2 separate regions of the Mus musculus genome follow, and region 1 is linked to region 2. Evidence: chromatin loops called from intact Hi-C (ENCODE). Cell type or tissue: heart. All regions are shown on one strand.

Region 1 (8,000 bases), 1.1 Mb after region 2:
TTAGCCTAAGGTGAACTGGGACAGGGGAAAGGTTGAGAACAAATCCCTGTCTGAGATAATGCAGCTCTGAGCTGGCCTCACAGGAGGCAAGGTAGCTAGCTGGACGCCTGCAGTGACCATTCGGCCTCTCCCACCAGCCTACTGATCACACAAAATACTTACCCTTCCACCTCTGTCTCCTGGTATGTAAAACAGGGATAATAACTCCTACATGTCTGAAGATGCTGCCAGCACTAAGTGGTCCGTACTCAGTAACGACAGCAGTTGTTACCAGTCGTAGATTGCCATTGGTTTGAGGCCGATGAAGAAGCATCCTTGTTTAGCCACAGTCTTTGCTTTCCCCTTGTTTGTCTTCACATATCACTCATTACAAGGCTGAGATTGTCCCAGATATTCTGAATATGTCACCATTCTTCTTGTGTTAGGAGAACTGAGACTCAGAATGGTGAAATGTGTTACAATCTCCCACTAAACTGAGATTGGAGGCATGTCGATAATCCCAGCACTCAGGAAGAAGAAGCAGCAGACTTTGCTATATAGTCAGCTCACAGACAGCCTGGGTGTGAGAGTGTCAGACCCTATCTCAAACAAACAGATGAACAACAGCAGTCTTCTGATAGCTTTGGGTTTTTTTGTTTGTTTTGTTATTATTATTATTATTATTATTTTGGTTTTTCGAGACAGGGTTTCTCTGTATAGCCCTGGCTGTCCTGGAACTCACTTTGTAGACCAGGCTGGCCTCGAACTCAGAAATCCGCCTGCCTCTGCCTCCCGAGTGCTGGGATTAAAGGCTGCACCACCACGCCCAGCTTCTGATAGCTTTGATATGCTAGCTCACGTCTCAAATTCAATACTCTAGAACCTGAGGCAGGGGATGGCAAATTTTAAAAAGCCTAGGCTACACAGTAAACTCTGTTTAGAAACAAAACCAAACACACGCACATATACTTACATACACAAACACACACACACACACATACATACACACACACAAAATGGAGGCAAATAATGTACATAGGAATGAAGCTTATAGTCTCTTTCTGCCTTGGAGGTTTAGTTTATGGTCCAGCAATTCCATTGCTTTGTGCCTCTGAGGAGGGCATATATCACAGTGGACATATTGGGCACAAAGTATAAGTAAAATTGGCCAAAGAGACCATGTCCCACAATCCCTTCCAAGGGCATCATCTCCCAGAAGACCATAGACCCACCCTTTGTACGATGTCCTTAACATTTTCATTCTCGGGGGACATCCACCATGGTAATCATAGCATTCATGTTCTGTGTTTGTAGAGAGTTTCTAGGCAGGAGGCCTTCACTTTTCTTGTGGATCGAATCAAGACCTTGACATGCTGGACAGGTGCTCTGCCTCCAAAGGACACCTCCAGTCCTCGTGAGACAGTTCTGAAAAGGTTCGCCTCTCCTACACACTACATCATACTGGGTTTCTCCCTCTGTGGCACAGGTACGCATCTCTCTGGCTACAAGGTGGAACTCAAACATCCTAATAAGTTAGGAGATGCCATGAGATGTCAGGCCTCTCTCCTCAGAGCCAGTGAGGCTCAGACTTTGTAGGGAACCACTGAAGGGACACCCAACAGCTTCACTACCCAGCTCCACTGGCCCCGTAGAACACAGGTACAGGTCAGTCCAAAGGCTCATGGTGAGGTGGCAGTGGCCTCACATGACTGCAAAGCTCTGGTTTCAGTTCTGTCTCGATATGCGTTGGCTCTGACCCAGCTCTCTCATCAGTACATGGAGGCCACAGCAGTGGCAGACTCAACATCATTGTGAGAGCTATCCACCATACACTGGAAAGTGCTTGCTAAGATGCCAGTATCAAGACACACTACACTGGGCAGTGGTGGCACAGGCCTTTAATCCCAGCATTTGGGAGGCAGAGGCAAGCAGATTTCTGAGTTCGAGGCCAGCCTGATCTACAGGGTGAGTTCCAGGACAGCCAAGGCTACACAGAGAAACCCTGTTTTGAAAAACAAAACAAAACAAAACAAAACAAAACAGAAGAAGACACCCTAAATAGAAGTTAACAGCTCCGAGGACTGAAGAGATAACTCAGCGATTAAGAGCACTGACTGCCTTTCCAGAGGACTCAGATTCATTTCCGGGCACCCATACAGCAGCTCACATCTGTCTGTAACTCCAGTTTCCAGAGGATCAGACACCTTCACACAGACAAACGTGCAGACAAAACACCCATGCACATAAAATAAATAAATAAATCTTTTTTGAAAGTTAATGGGGCTGGCGAGATGGTTCAGGGGTTAAGAGCGCTGACTGCTCTTCAAAAGGTCCTGAGTTCAAATCCCAGAAACCACATGGTGGCTCACAACCACCTGCAATGTGATCTGACACCCTCTTCCGGTGCGTCTGAAGTCAGCTAGAGTGTACTTATGTGTAATAATAAATCTTTGGGTCGGAGCAAGCAGGGACTGAGCAAGCAGGGCCAACCAGAGCGATCAGAGGTCCTAAAAATTTAATTCCCGACAACCACATGAAGGCTCACAACCACCTGTACAGCTACAGTGTACTCACATACATTAAATAAATAAATAAAACTTTTTAAAAAGTCAATGGCTCCAGTTGATGCCACAGTTCCTGAAACTTTTCCTGCTGCACCAGGGCATAGTTCTCACTGGACCCTGTCTGCCCAGAAGGACCCTAGCAGAGCCCAGGTTCTGACTTTCCTTCTCTACTTCATGCAAGAAGCTCCTACGTGAGTTGTTTTTTCAGTTAACTTTGTCCCAACTACCCAGTGATTTGTTTCCAGTCAATCCCTGATAAGAAGGCCTGCCCCGGGTTGAAAATACCAGCTTCAAGGCAGGGGACATAGTTCACGCTTACCTGCCAATGGGCATAAAGAATTTGCATTAATTAATATGCTCCATTTTAAAATATCAATAACTGCAGACTTTGGATTATTTACTAATTAATGAACGGGTTAATTGTTACATTACTAGAGACAGCCTCCCTGCTCACAGGCTCCACCATCGTTTATTTCCTTGCTCAACCTGATGAAGTTCTTTCAAGTCCCTTCTCTGGTTTAGGATGGTGTGGGGTCACACATGCACAGGTATTTCTGGTAATACATGCTGGTATTCCTGCCCTCCATGTTTATAATCTAGTTGTGAAGGCAACAGGCATGAAGTCCATAAGAGAAATAGCATGGGTAAGGTCCAGGATTGATAACGCCAGGGGCAGTAATTGGGAAGGATGGGGAACACACTGTCTGGAGAATTCAGGAAGAGACTCTGAAAGAAGGCCTTTAACTTGCAATCAGAAGGGGGCCAGTGAGGCAGGGTGTTGGGAGGGAGGGTCTGAATGAAGGCAGGCAGGGCTGGAGCACAAAGGAGGCTGGCGGTAGAAGATCTTGGTCCTAATTGAGGCTGGCTTTACGGATGCTGATGAAAAGCTGGGGGTTTGTACGAAAACAACCATTTATGAAATGATACCTTGGCCCACCCTCTCTTCCATTTCCCTTTGAATTGATTTGCGATTGGGATCCTTATGTCCAGGCCCTTGTCCGCAGGGGCCCATCCCACAACTCAATGCGCAGCGTGGAAGCCCTCTCTCTTGGGGCATGGTTATCAGGTGTCCCATCCAGTCTTTATTCAACATTGACCTAGATGGTCCTGCTTCAAATCTACCCTTCCAGAGAAAATGCCGTGTGGATATTAGCTTGAAGTTGAATGTCTGATTAAATGAAGGCCAGGATGGAGAAAAATCATGTTTTGGTTTTGTCTTCAGTTTTAGAAATTGGATTCTAACAGACTTGGGAGAGTTAAAGACCAAGTCTTTTTTTTTTTTTTTTTTTTTTTTTTAAAGACCAAAACATGGTAGTGGCGACATCTAGTGTTCATCATAAGTAATAGCTGACAAGAAGAATCTGCTTCTTTTTGTTTTGTTTTGTTTTTGTTTTCTTTTTTATTCCCTCCATTTCTTTCTCTCCCCCTACTCCCCAACCGATATTTTTTTCTAAAGCAAATTAAGTGTAATTCGGGGTAAATATTCGTTATGAACCAGAGTTTACAAGAACATCTTCACTGACTTTGTGAGTGTATATGGTTGGTGCCTTTCCAAATCTGAGAAACAAGATTTGGTCATCTCCCTGGGAGCTTCTGATGCAATTCAAACTTGTAAATTTTATTTCTTTCAAGACCTCGTCATTGCAGTTTTTCCAAGGCCGTGATCCTGGGCAGCCTTGGTTGTGAGGTTGGGGTCACTTCCACCACAATGTGGGCTATCCTCAATGGTAAAATCAGTGGGAAATCTAAGAAGAGTCAACCATGAAGCCCCCAGAGGTAATGTGGGTTTCTCAAACTCCATCTCTCAGGACTGGAAACTGAATCTGGGTTCCACTTAGTACTACCCTTGGCTTGATTAGTTGTCAAAGAGCAAAGCCCTGATCCTATTGCAGCAATGCCTATCCGGCTATAATTTGCTGGTCTGACCCAGTCTGGAATGTAAGAATAGATTTTATTAGAGGGTCCAGGTGGCAGGCAATGCTGAAAGCACCCTAAAGGCGCTAGCTCACTACGCCTTTGCTACCGCACTCTCGGCAGCGCTATCTGGAGGTAAGTTTTCGCCCCATCTGATAGACGCATGATCAGAAGACATAATGCTCTGGGAAATCAACCAGAAACCCATAGTCTTTGTACCCCTCAACTTCCCCAAGCCCTACGCATGCAGCAGCACTTGGGGTGTTTTTTTGTTTTTGTTTTTGTTTTTTTGATATTGATTTTACCAATGAAGACTCAGGAGCCAGATGCTGGGATGAAAGCCTGATAGCTCAGAAAGTTAGAGAAAGCACCCAGTTGACCTTCCTCCTCAGTTGACCCACCAGGAACTCCCTCTCTCACCTCAAGAACCCCTCAAACTGAAAGTCACTCCCTTCTACTTCCTGTTCTACCCATACTCCTGACTCCTCTTTACTCTCTATGGTTTTTATCTTAATAATCCTAAACTCACTTCCTGTTATCTGGTTGCTTGTTCCTCCTCTTGAGCTACAGTTGACTTCTTTTAATCCTGTTTACAGTGTTGAAGCAGAAAGCTCTTGGATTAAAGGTGTGTGCTAAGATTGAGCCCCACCACAACTAAAAGCAGGTTTTTCCAGTAAATAACCCAATCTCGGGGTTCACAGTTCGATCAAATATCCTGCAGCATGTGGGTTCAGTGGGTACATTCTGAGTGAACCAAGATGAAACTCACATCAAGACCCCACTCAGGAGAGCCACCAGATTGCCCCAATACCTTGCAACATTTTCTGAGCTCTGGAAGTTTACAGTCTTACAGCTCTATCCCCTGTCCTTGGAGGGTTTCTTTCCCATAGCACACTCTCTTGGCAAGCAGCATAGTCGAAACCCCAGCCCTTTTCAGTCTTTACGGGTCCCTTTTTCAAGAAACTAGATAACAAGACTCCCAAGGGTCGAGTCTGAGAACTTGTGCGTGGCATTGCCCAGGATAGACCCTCTGTGAAAGCACCCTCTGGTCTTTGAAGGCCATGAACAAGGGACTCAGGATGATGCCAGACCACATGCCTCAACCCTCCCTCACAAAGTGATCTTGGTTGGTCTCCCAGCCTCCCAACCTAGGCTCTGTTTTCTTCCATATTCCCTCACCAAAGCAACTTCAAATCTGAAGTCATCTCTGTCATTTCCAAGAGAAAGACAGAAGAAAGGGAAAATAATAAACATTTTCTATAACAGATTCCAAGGAAGCCATGACTTTACATGCTTTAGTCTTCTTTACGTACAGCACATTCTGCAGGTGATGAGAATGCTGATGTCCACAGTGGTTGCATAACTCATAACTATGTTAACGTAGCTAGGGATACAGAGATGGAGTTTAAAGACTGTTAAATCTGGCTCCAAAGCCCAGGCTCTACCCTATGCCAACCTGAAGGTGAGCCTCAATGATTCTTCGTGGATAGTTCTGCGTCTGGGAATCCCTAGGCAAAGTATGAGGATATATTTTGGAGTCAGAAAAGGTAGAGTTTGAGAAATCCTTTGTTATCCATGGAATGGAATAGAAGTAATTGCTAATTTGGAGAATTTGTGAAAGGATTAACTAAAACAGTCCAGGCAAATAACTCAGCATTGGAATTGAGAAAGAATGACACGGCATATTAGCGATCCCTGCCTGGTCCTCTTCAAGTCTGGACTCAGGTGAGCCAACACAGGGCTTCACATAAAAGAAGTAGTAATAGCAACCATTTAAAAACTGCTGGGCAGCACAGGTTTGCGCTCAAATATGCGGTCTCCACTCATATGCTGACAGCAAATATTTGTACAACTTTGTATCCAGACAGGCCTGAACTCAAATTAATAAAATCTAAAATCTAGGCTGATGGCAAATATTTTTTGAATAGAGTGATTAGTTCAGCACCTGGTTTGAGTTTTTAAATAAACTGCCTAAAAATCAAATAAAGGAATTGCAAAGGGAACACAAGTAAGAGGCGTGTAGAACACTGAAGACATTGAGTATCCAAGTGAAAGCCCTAATTCTTCCCCTGCGAAAGTGCAACCGTTGAATCAAGAAACAGCATACAAGAAGATACATGTTATGTGCCTCTTTATTCTTCAGATATAAAAGGCAATCCTATACAGGCGCACAAGCTCAACGCTATCTTTATGTAAACACAGTGAGCTGGAGCGGACATTCTTCCTCAAGGTTTTTGTTTTTTGTTTGTTTGTTTGTTTGTTTGTTTGTTTTTGAGACAGGGTTTCTCTGTATAGCCATGGCTGTCCTGGAACTCACTTTGTAGACCAGGCTGGCCTCGAACTCAGAAAGCCGCCTGCCTCTGCCTCCCAAGTGCTGGGATTAAAGGCGTGCACCACCACCGCCCGGCATTTTTTGTTTTTTGTTTTCTTTTTTTAAGACTGTATTTATATGGAAGCAATATAATAGAAATGAAGAATAAGACTGTTGCTTACATTTGCACTTCCAAAGGATCTTTTACCATAATGTGGTTTGCCTGCCTTCCAACTCACATTTCTCTATCTGCATCATTAATGCATTCTTAGGCATGTGTGTATAAATCAGCATGTAAGCAAAGCAGTCAAAATATTCATTTTCCATCACATACCTTCTCTTGAATTTTTCTAAAACTTCTAAAAGGGATGGTAATAATAATAATAATAATAACAACAATAATAATAATAGTGAAAATTGGGGACTGGAGTTGGGTTAAGAGCACTGACTGCTCGTCCAGAAGTCCTGAGTTCAATTCCCAACAACCACATGTAATGAGATCTGATGCCCTCTTCTAGTGTGTCTGAAGACATCAAGACAGTAAGAGTGTACTCACATACATAAAATAAATAAATCTTTTTTTAAAAATGAACAAAATAAAATTAAATAAATTTGCTCTTAGTGTATTAAAAATGAGCAAAGTACAATGACATACAAGTATGGGAATAATGAAACCTATTGTACTGAATGCAAGATTAAATTTGAAAAAAATAATAATAAAAAGTATTTCTTAAAAGGACTGTTGGAAACCACAGAAAAATGTAGGAGCTTTTGGTTAGCTGACTTAGTAGACCAGAGGGTGACAAAGATCAATGAAATCTGCAGACAGAAGTGTAAAGGGCTCAGGTATCTGGCCTGGAAGTATACCTGAAGACTAGGTACAGGTGAGAACAAGATAGTGGGACCGAGGGAGGGGTCTAGAGGGGCCTGGGTAAAGATTTGGACACATACTCTGCTTTAAATTCTCTCTTTACCAGCTGCTATCTATGCATCTATCTACTTCTTTGTTCCAGGACACAAGAATGTGGCTACTCTCCTATAACACTAACATCAGCTGGTGTCTGTGGGATGAACTAGGAGTGTGGATGAGAAGTAATTGGCCCTACCAACTCTCGTTTCCATCTTAGGATTCAGAAAACAGGGACCCTGTATTTCTATGTCTGGAAATGTGAGGTGCCACCTTCTTAACAGTTTCACTAACTCAGCCTCCAGAAACCTGGATTTCATAACCT
Region 2 (8,000 bases):
AGGGAGAGAGACTGGCTCTTGGGAGGTATGTCTTAATGGCTGTGGCTCACGAGTCCTGAGCTGTACACAGATTGATATTGACTTTAGGAATCCTTTTCGTGCATCAGGGAGACGGGCTGAAGGCAGTGGTGAGGTTTAAGGTCTGACTCCAAGTGACCAGATGTGTTTCCTTTTCTCTCAGCCTTGGATTTTCCAATTCTGAGAGAGAAGGTAAGCATAACTGGCCCTTCCTCCCTTGGGCGTCTCCAGGGATCACGTGTCATGGCGCACGCGCAGCTGTGCGGGCCCCAGTGCTGGGAAGGCGCAGCAGACGCACAGGACAGCAGCCTTCCTGACCAGCTTGTGAGGGTTCCCAGTGTACTGGGCTTTCCATGAACAGGGATTCCTGCCAGAAGGTTAACCCGGATCAAATCGTGAGGAAATAGACAAATGGCTTATTTAAAAAAAAAAAAAAGACAGTTTGTGGAAGGACCCTGAGGAGGAGACACTCAGAGGCACACAGCTGTTGTGAGCTGGGAAGCAAATGCAACCGTGACGAATGAAGCCCTTGACAGAGCTTGAATGTGGATTATGAAATGTCTCATCATGGCGTGACTCTGTGCGTGATCATGGCGATTCCTAGGACACTTGCCATTCTTAGAAAATAAAATAGGGGTGATTCACACAACTGAGTTAGTGCCATCCATGATCTCACTTCAGATGTTTTGCAGACATAAATAGCATGCCTGACATGGTGGTACATGTCTTCAGTCCCAGCATTTAGGAGGCAGAGGCAGCAAGATTGTTTCACGTTTAAGGCTAATCGGGGCTACATACTAGATCCTGTCTCAAAACAGAACAAATAAATGAACAAACAAACAAAAACCCTAGTAAGAAACTAAGTAGGTAATTTGGCTGGTGGAATGCTTGTCTGGCACGCACAAAGCCAAGATTTGATTCCCAGCATAAAACAGATAGGGTAAATCAATACCTTTAATCCCAGCACTGGGAAGGTAGAAGCAAGAGGATCCAAAGTTCATGGTCGTTCTGTGCTATATAATGACTTCAAGGCCTGCCCAGGCTATAGGAGACCTTGTCTCAAAAAATTATATATATATATATATATATATATATAATTCCTATGTATGCTGATGTACATATGTATACACACACATGCACACACACACACACACACACACACACACACACACACACACATATATATATATATATATATATATATATATACTCTTACACATACAAAGCACACAAGGAATGGTTGCATGTGCTTTTGGCATTCTTTCTAAAAGGATAAAGAAATGTGTTTTATTTTAATGAAACTAATTCCAACCCACAGAAGAGCCAAATAGTCCACTGTGTCTTAAATCATCATATACTAGAGGGGGGAGTACAGGCTGAGGGATTTCTGAAATAGAAGGAAAAGAAAGGGGTGAAATTTAAGTTTTATTTATAAACTTATTTATAAGCAGGAGATTTAAAAAGGAAAGGCTAGTGTCATGAGGTCTCACAGAAGTGGGTTAGGAGACACATTTATATGCTGGGTTCACCAAAGACAAGCAGTTGCGGGAAAGTATCTAAAGTATACGTAGAGACTAAAGCCAGGAAAGCATAATTGTAACATAGTCTGCAAGGGATCTCTTGACTACTTCCCTGGTCTGCTGAAAAGAATTTTTTTTTTTTTCCTGATACAAGGAGAGCATCGCTTACATGGGAGTTTTAGTTCCTTCTCTCAGGAAGAAAAGGGAAAACCATAATGCCCTTCTCACATCACAAAACTATCCTCCGCCATGTTTTAAGTGTTGTTCGCTCAAAATTACCCATGAGCCAAAGTGGCAAACAACAAGGCATACTTATAGCACTTCAGTGCCCAGTACTGCGTGCTAACTGCTCAATGAAGGATCACAAGTGAGTGCCCGTGTGCTGTCACGCAGCAGAGTGCACATATGCATGCACACACACAGGCCATCCTTTGAACTTCCATCAGAGACTGGATCTGAACTCGGAGATCTTCCAGCTCCCAAGTTTATCCACAGCCACACCTGACCACATATGCCCACCTGTTCTTTCTCCAGTGGTACACCTTAAGGAGGGAGCTTCCTTCATGAGACTAGGAGAGTCTTGTTTGGTGTGTTGGTACAAGTTAATAATCCCAGTGCTTGAAAGAAGCTGAGGCAGTTTGAGGCTAGCCTGGGCTACTTAGTGAGTTCAAGGTCAGTTTGATTACACAGAGAATCTATGTCTAAAAGAAAAATTTTTAAAAAATCAGGGAGAGTTAAAAACTCTATGGAATCTTTCTACCTACAGACGAGCAGAATAAAGATGTTTCTAACTTGAAAGATCTGTTATTGCTGTGAACAGATACCACAACCAAGGCAACTCTTATAAAGTCAACATTTAATTGCAGCTGACTTACAGGTTCAGAGAGTCAGTCTGTTATCATCAAGATGGGAGCATGGCAGCATCCAGGCATTCATGGTGCAGGAGGAGCTGAGACTTCTACATCTTCATCTGAAGGCTGCTAGCAGAATACTGACTCCCAGTCAACTAGGAATAGGGTCTTAAAGCCCACACCCACAGTGACACACCTACTCCAACAGGGCCACACCTTCAAATACTGCCACTCCCTGGGCCAAGTATATTCAAATCACCACAATCGATTCTTTACTTCCCTGAGGGAAAAAAATGAGCATCCATGTCCAACCCTCCTAACTGCTGTCTGCACTGGCTCACGAAACTCCTTGTCCTCTAGCCTAGGTACCTGTTACACAGTGGTAGCTTGGACTTGAAGCAAGAGGGATCCTTGGACTGATTGTGCCCTCACTTCTTTCCCCATTCTCCGCCCCAGATAAACTTATCACAGGACGAGGAGATGAACCGGGCCGCTGTGGAGGCCACAGATAAGCAGCCGTACTGGGATAGCTGCACAGGATGGAGGGCTGCAGCCTCGCAGCAAGGCAGCCACCGTGCAATGAAAACATAGAATGTGCCAGGTTGGGGAGTTCCTCCATCTTTCTGAGACAGGGTTGTAGGCTTACATTAAAAACAAAAACAAACAAACAAACAAACAAACAAACCTACTTTAGGCCGGGCGTGGTGGTGCACGCCTTTAATCCTAGCACTCAGGAGGCAGAGGCAGAGGCAGGCGGATTTCTGAGTTCAAGGCCAGCCTGGTCTACAAAGTGAGTTCCAGGACAGCCAGGGCTATACAGAAAAACCCTTCTCGAAAAACAAAAACAAAAAACAAACAAACAAAACCCCCTACTTTAATAAGGGTTCTTAAATGCATTAACCTCCCTTTTAGCCCCTTCCCAATAGAGCTGTAGGAAAGGAAAGGTTAATAAGGCCAAAGAAAGCAAAAACTTCCTGCTTCGCAGGGCCTCACTCTGTAGCTCAGGTTGGCTTGGATCTGTGAGGGAGAGGCAGTGACGGCATCCTCCCTAGGTTGTTCACGCGATCTATCTAATAGCATCTGATAGACATCCGTAAGCCTTAACGCTTTTAATAAGGGTTCAGTCCAATTTCAAGAAGCAGGAGGCAAGCTGAAGCCACACGGGAGCTTGTTCCCATTGGTCCCACTGCTCCCATGTGGGTGGTTCTCGCCTCACAGCCGCTTGTTCCCATTGGTCCCACTGCTCCCAGGTAGGTGGTTCTCCCCTCACAGCCGCTAGATGAGCTTCCTTGAGTTTTGTAGTCTAAGTATGGTCTCGATGATGATCAAATTGTCCCTTTATTACCTCTAGCTTATCCCTAAAAAGCATTGAGCTTTTCTAACCTTCTAATCCAGTTAGGGGACAGCTTAGGAACTGGAGGAAGGGATGCTAGGCTTAAATATTAAGTTCCTGTGATTTGGAACTTTTAACATCTCAGAGGAAAGCAGGAAGGGCTATGCTCATCTTACAAGGAGAACATCTTATGATTACTTCAGTCGAAAGGGGTAGATTTGAGCTCCTGGGAGAAGCTGCTGAAATATAACGGAACTTAATAAGAAGGGACTTAGTTAGCTGTGGTGTCCTTCCTAGGGAAAGAAGCCCTAATTGAGAGGTTGAGAGGTCACAATTCCTATAACAGTAAGCTGTTTTTACTCTGCCTTAGACAGCAATGCCTCTCTCCACAGTCCCCACTTCACCGTCCCGTTGACCTCTCTCCCTGAGGTAGTCTCACTAAAAACTACAGCTATTTCTAAAAGACTACAAGTTTACTGGTCCGTCTGTGTACAGATTTCTCAGATTTCCTTCCTCAAAGGTCACAACTGCGAGGAAGCTTTATAGAACAAGTTGTATTCTCCCATCCCTTGCCCAGGAAACTTTAGGGCAGAGAGAAAACTAAGATGGGTCCAGCCTGCTCACTATGTAGCCAAGGTTGCCCGGGAACTCCCAGCCTTCCTGCCTTCACCTCCTGAGTGCTGAAACTACAGGTATGTGCCAGCACTGGCTTGTTTCCTCCAGTTCTCTCTAATGTGTGTCAAAGGACTGGTGTCTACTGTGCATAAATCAGACTTCGTAAAGATCGAAGGAAACTGCCCTCGAGTGTTTGGAGGCTCGGTCTAGTGAAACACTCAGCAATTAGGGAGTGTCAGTCCTTCCTTCTGTGCCTCTCAACTCCCATATTCATGGTCTTTATCACTTGCTGCCTCTTTATTCCTTCACGATTGCTTAGGTTTTTAAAAAATAACCACCTTCCATTACTGGCACAGGTTCGCTCTGTATGTAGCTTGAAGAAAGACAAAGGAACCCACCCCCACCCGACTCCCCTTTGCGTACTGCATCCCCCCACCCCCACCCCCCTACAGCGGCGCTCACAGTCCTCATGCCCAAGCGAATGACTTCAGAAGGAGTAGTTTGCTTCAAGGTTTGAAGTTAACCACCCGGCTCATCCTGGCCTTGGGCGCATAGCAACACCAGGCCAGCAGGGGGTGCAGTGTATACAGGCCGTCAAAGACTTGTATTTCTGAATTTCCAAATTCTGAGATTGTTATGTAAACGTCTTTTAAAATATGTACAGAAGCCGCCAGATTTATTTACAACCAATAGGTATTTTTGTAATTATACAGATGAAACAGATACTTTTGGGGGGGGGGAACATTCATACGATACAGGTAAAATAAATGTGCTGTTCCCCACCCCTGACCCAATCCCCAAAGGAAAATGTTGATCTTGCCAGGTTTTTCTTGTACACTGAAAATATTGGTGCACCTAGAAATTTATTTTTTTATAGATGGGATCACACTTCATTTTGCAACTTTTCTTAGACATTTTAGGCACTGTGTGTGCCACGTTATTTGTTATTTCTTTTTTTAAAAAAGATAGCTGCCTAAGATTCCGGTGAATAACTGGAATGTAGCTCAGCCTATGTAACTGTTTTCCTAATGAGCTGTGGTTGCTTTCAGTTTTGTGACTAGATGACTTTCTCGCACAGAGACTTCGCTGTAAGTAAGTGACATTTTCAATTGTTCTGAAAGATATTTTTTAAAAAGTCATAATAGAGGATGTCACGTGACCTGAACATTTCACAGTCAGTCACAATAAGAACCCTGTGGTCTTGCTTGTCAGCTGTGCCCAGGGGAGAATGAGAGTGACGTGGCTCGCAGCAACGCCTACTCTGCGCACAGCTGCAGTCGGCACAGCAGCGCATTTGACTCAGAAGTCAAACCACAGAATGACAGCTCAGTGTCTGCTGAGAAGGGAAACTCTTTATTTGTTGTCGAGTGGGATGGTGTGACTGAGGTAGGCAGCCAGTGAGCTGAGGAGAGGACTGGAGCCAGCGGGCTGGAGGGAAGCCGATTGGCAGCCCAGCGCTCAGCTGCCCACGGGAGACCCAGGCTGCGGGTGGAGTGGTGGCTGTCCTCAGGGATGACACGTGCTCTGTTTTCCACAGTTGGCCGCCCCATCCCTGTTCAGCAGACTCTGAACCCGACCTCAGAGCAGATTGAAGAGCTGCATCAGACATACCTAGAGGAGCTAAAGAAACTGTTCAATGAACACAAAGGGAAATATGGGATTCCGGAGCACGAAACTCTGGTATTTAAATAACCTCCTTCCTCCAAGGCATAAGAAAGGAAGGCAAGAAAGCATCGTTGAGAAAATAAATAAATAATTTCTCTGGTTTTTGTTTTGTTTTTGTTTTTTGTTTGTTTGTTTTGACTCTAGAATCAAGTTGCAGCTGAAAAGAATTAGTGGTGAAGACCACTGCTGTTATTTTATACTGTGATAAATAAAAATACAGGAAAATGGAGGTCTGGGGTTATGACCAAGTGGTACAATGCTTACCTACCATGGGTAAGGCTCCAAGGTTGGTTCATAACAGTGGAAAATAAAAATACACTAGATGATTATAGCACAGGATTGAAGATGACTAAGACTTAAAAATCTTCTGAATTTAGGGAGACTATATCATTCTTCAGGTTCCTAAAAGTCTTAGAATTACTCATGCGCTCAGAGCAAAAGCAAAATACCAACTTCAAAGCGCCTCTAGACACTAACTGAGCAATTCTGTGGCTTAGGGTGGTATCGTCACTGAGCAGGGCAGCTGTTGTTTGGCACAGCTGGATATTTAGAGACTGTGTAACTTGGCTTACAGAAAGCTGGAGAGACAGGGCTCTTACGTAAACAGAACATTTGTCACCGAATCATGTCAGTTGTATACTGGGTAACCTAGGTCTTTCAGGTCACATCAATGCATTTTTTTTCTTAAATCAGTGCAGAATTGTTTTGCCATTTTTGAAGCAGGATGAGTCTGCCACTTGGAATCCCATAGGAATGGCCAGAGTCGTTTCGCTTTACACTCAGAAATGGGTGTATTTGCAGTGGCAAGGCAAGTCTTTTTGGAAGATAGCATCGCCCTGTTTTAGGATGCATTGTAGGGTGCTGGAGATGTGGTATGCAACAGGAACACTTGTAATCTTCTCCCCCAAGAGCCTTTTCACTTAATACAGAGTCGGGGCTTCTCTGCTTGCTGGTCTCTCCCTGGTGCCTGGCACAGCTTGGGGCGATCCCAGGGCATAAAATATGTACTTGCCCAGTGGGTGGAACAAATAACATTGCTATAATGTGAAGCTTCTCCTAAAGCTATTCCATAGTAATAGGACCTGTTACAAGCCAGGACCCACAGGAAATGGGAACACTTCCTGCTCTCTAGTTGGCCCACACCAATAATTGACAATCCTACACACTGTCATAAGCTAGTCAGGTGTTGGCTATTTAGTCACTGAGCGGGAGACTGGCACTAAAACCAAGGACCTTTCCAAACCTTCTGCGCTACAGCTGCTTGTGATTAACTCCATCCAACCACAGGTCGCTCCTGTTAACAGGCTTCAAGTTCTCAAGTGTAAAGTCTGGAGAGAACCTGGAATGTGCTCAGTGCCATGCCAGGGCTGGAGAGATAGGCTTTCGAGGACAAGGACTTGAGCTGCAGTGACTAGAACATACAGAAACGCCAGGCACTGTGCTGTGTCCCTGGAATCCGACCCCTGAGGAGATCAAGGAAAGTGGACCACAGGAACTCACTGGCAGGGCAACCCAGTGAGAGACCTTGACTCAGAAAAGATGGCAGACAGCCCCTGTGGAAGGACAGCAGAGAGTGTCCTCTGGCTTCGTTGTGCGTGCCATAGCCATGCACATATGTCCCCATGCATATGTGTGTGCATGCATACATACTACACACACAAAAATCATGCTACACGACAGCAAGAGTGGGAAAGTGGTTCACATAGGGCAGCATGATCCTTCCCAGGTGCTCCACACGCGCCATCTGAGGATCTGTTGTCCCAAAGCTTTGAAATCCATCGTTTTGCCAAAGCAGAGCCTTTAAGTTATTAGAGACCCATGAATCCATCCTTTGAAGATGCTTTTCAAAAGCCTGGGATTGTGATTTCTTGATTTCACAGAGGAGTAAATTTTAATTCCATTTAGTGACGAGGCCAGGCTGATTGTCCATCACAGCTGGATTGCCCAGCTGGCAGCCGAAGTGCAGGCTTGGCAAAGCAGAGTTTGCAAATTGAAGAA

The links. A loop is a pair of places that touch in the nucleus more often than their neighbours do. Peaks named below come from ENCODE experiments on the same cell type or tissue, not always from the same donor. Only the 100,000 strongest peaks of a DNase experiment are listed, where the experiment ranks them.
Region 1: a loop joins it to region 2, with 4 times the contacts of the local background. A loop is called at or near these places in 9 of 42 quality-filtered maps.

What each region holds. Positions count from the first base shown.
Region 1 is chr1:79,679,299-79,687,298 of GRCm38, forward strand. No RefSeq gene overlaps it. Among named protein-coding and RNA genes, the nearest start is that of Ap1s3, 11 kb to the left of the region's middle. In heart, a CTCF peak has its summit at 3,883 (motif pointing left); no DNase peak of the experiment used is centred here.
Region 2 is chr1:78,532,070-78,540,069 of GRCm38, forward strand. Mogat1 (monoacylglycerol O-acyltransferase 1) reads left to right here. Exons shown (of 7, transcript NM_026713.3): 7 at 5,875-6,104. The coding sequence ends at 6,029. Among named protein-coding and RNA genes, the nearest start is that of Mogat1, 25 kb to the left of the region's middle. In heart, a CTCF peak has its summit at 4,923 (motif pointing right); DNase peaks (open chromatin) are centred at 4,902 and 5,762; H3K4me3 peaks cover 719 bases; H3K27ac peaks cover 472 bases.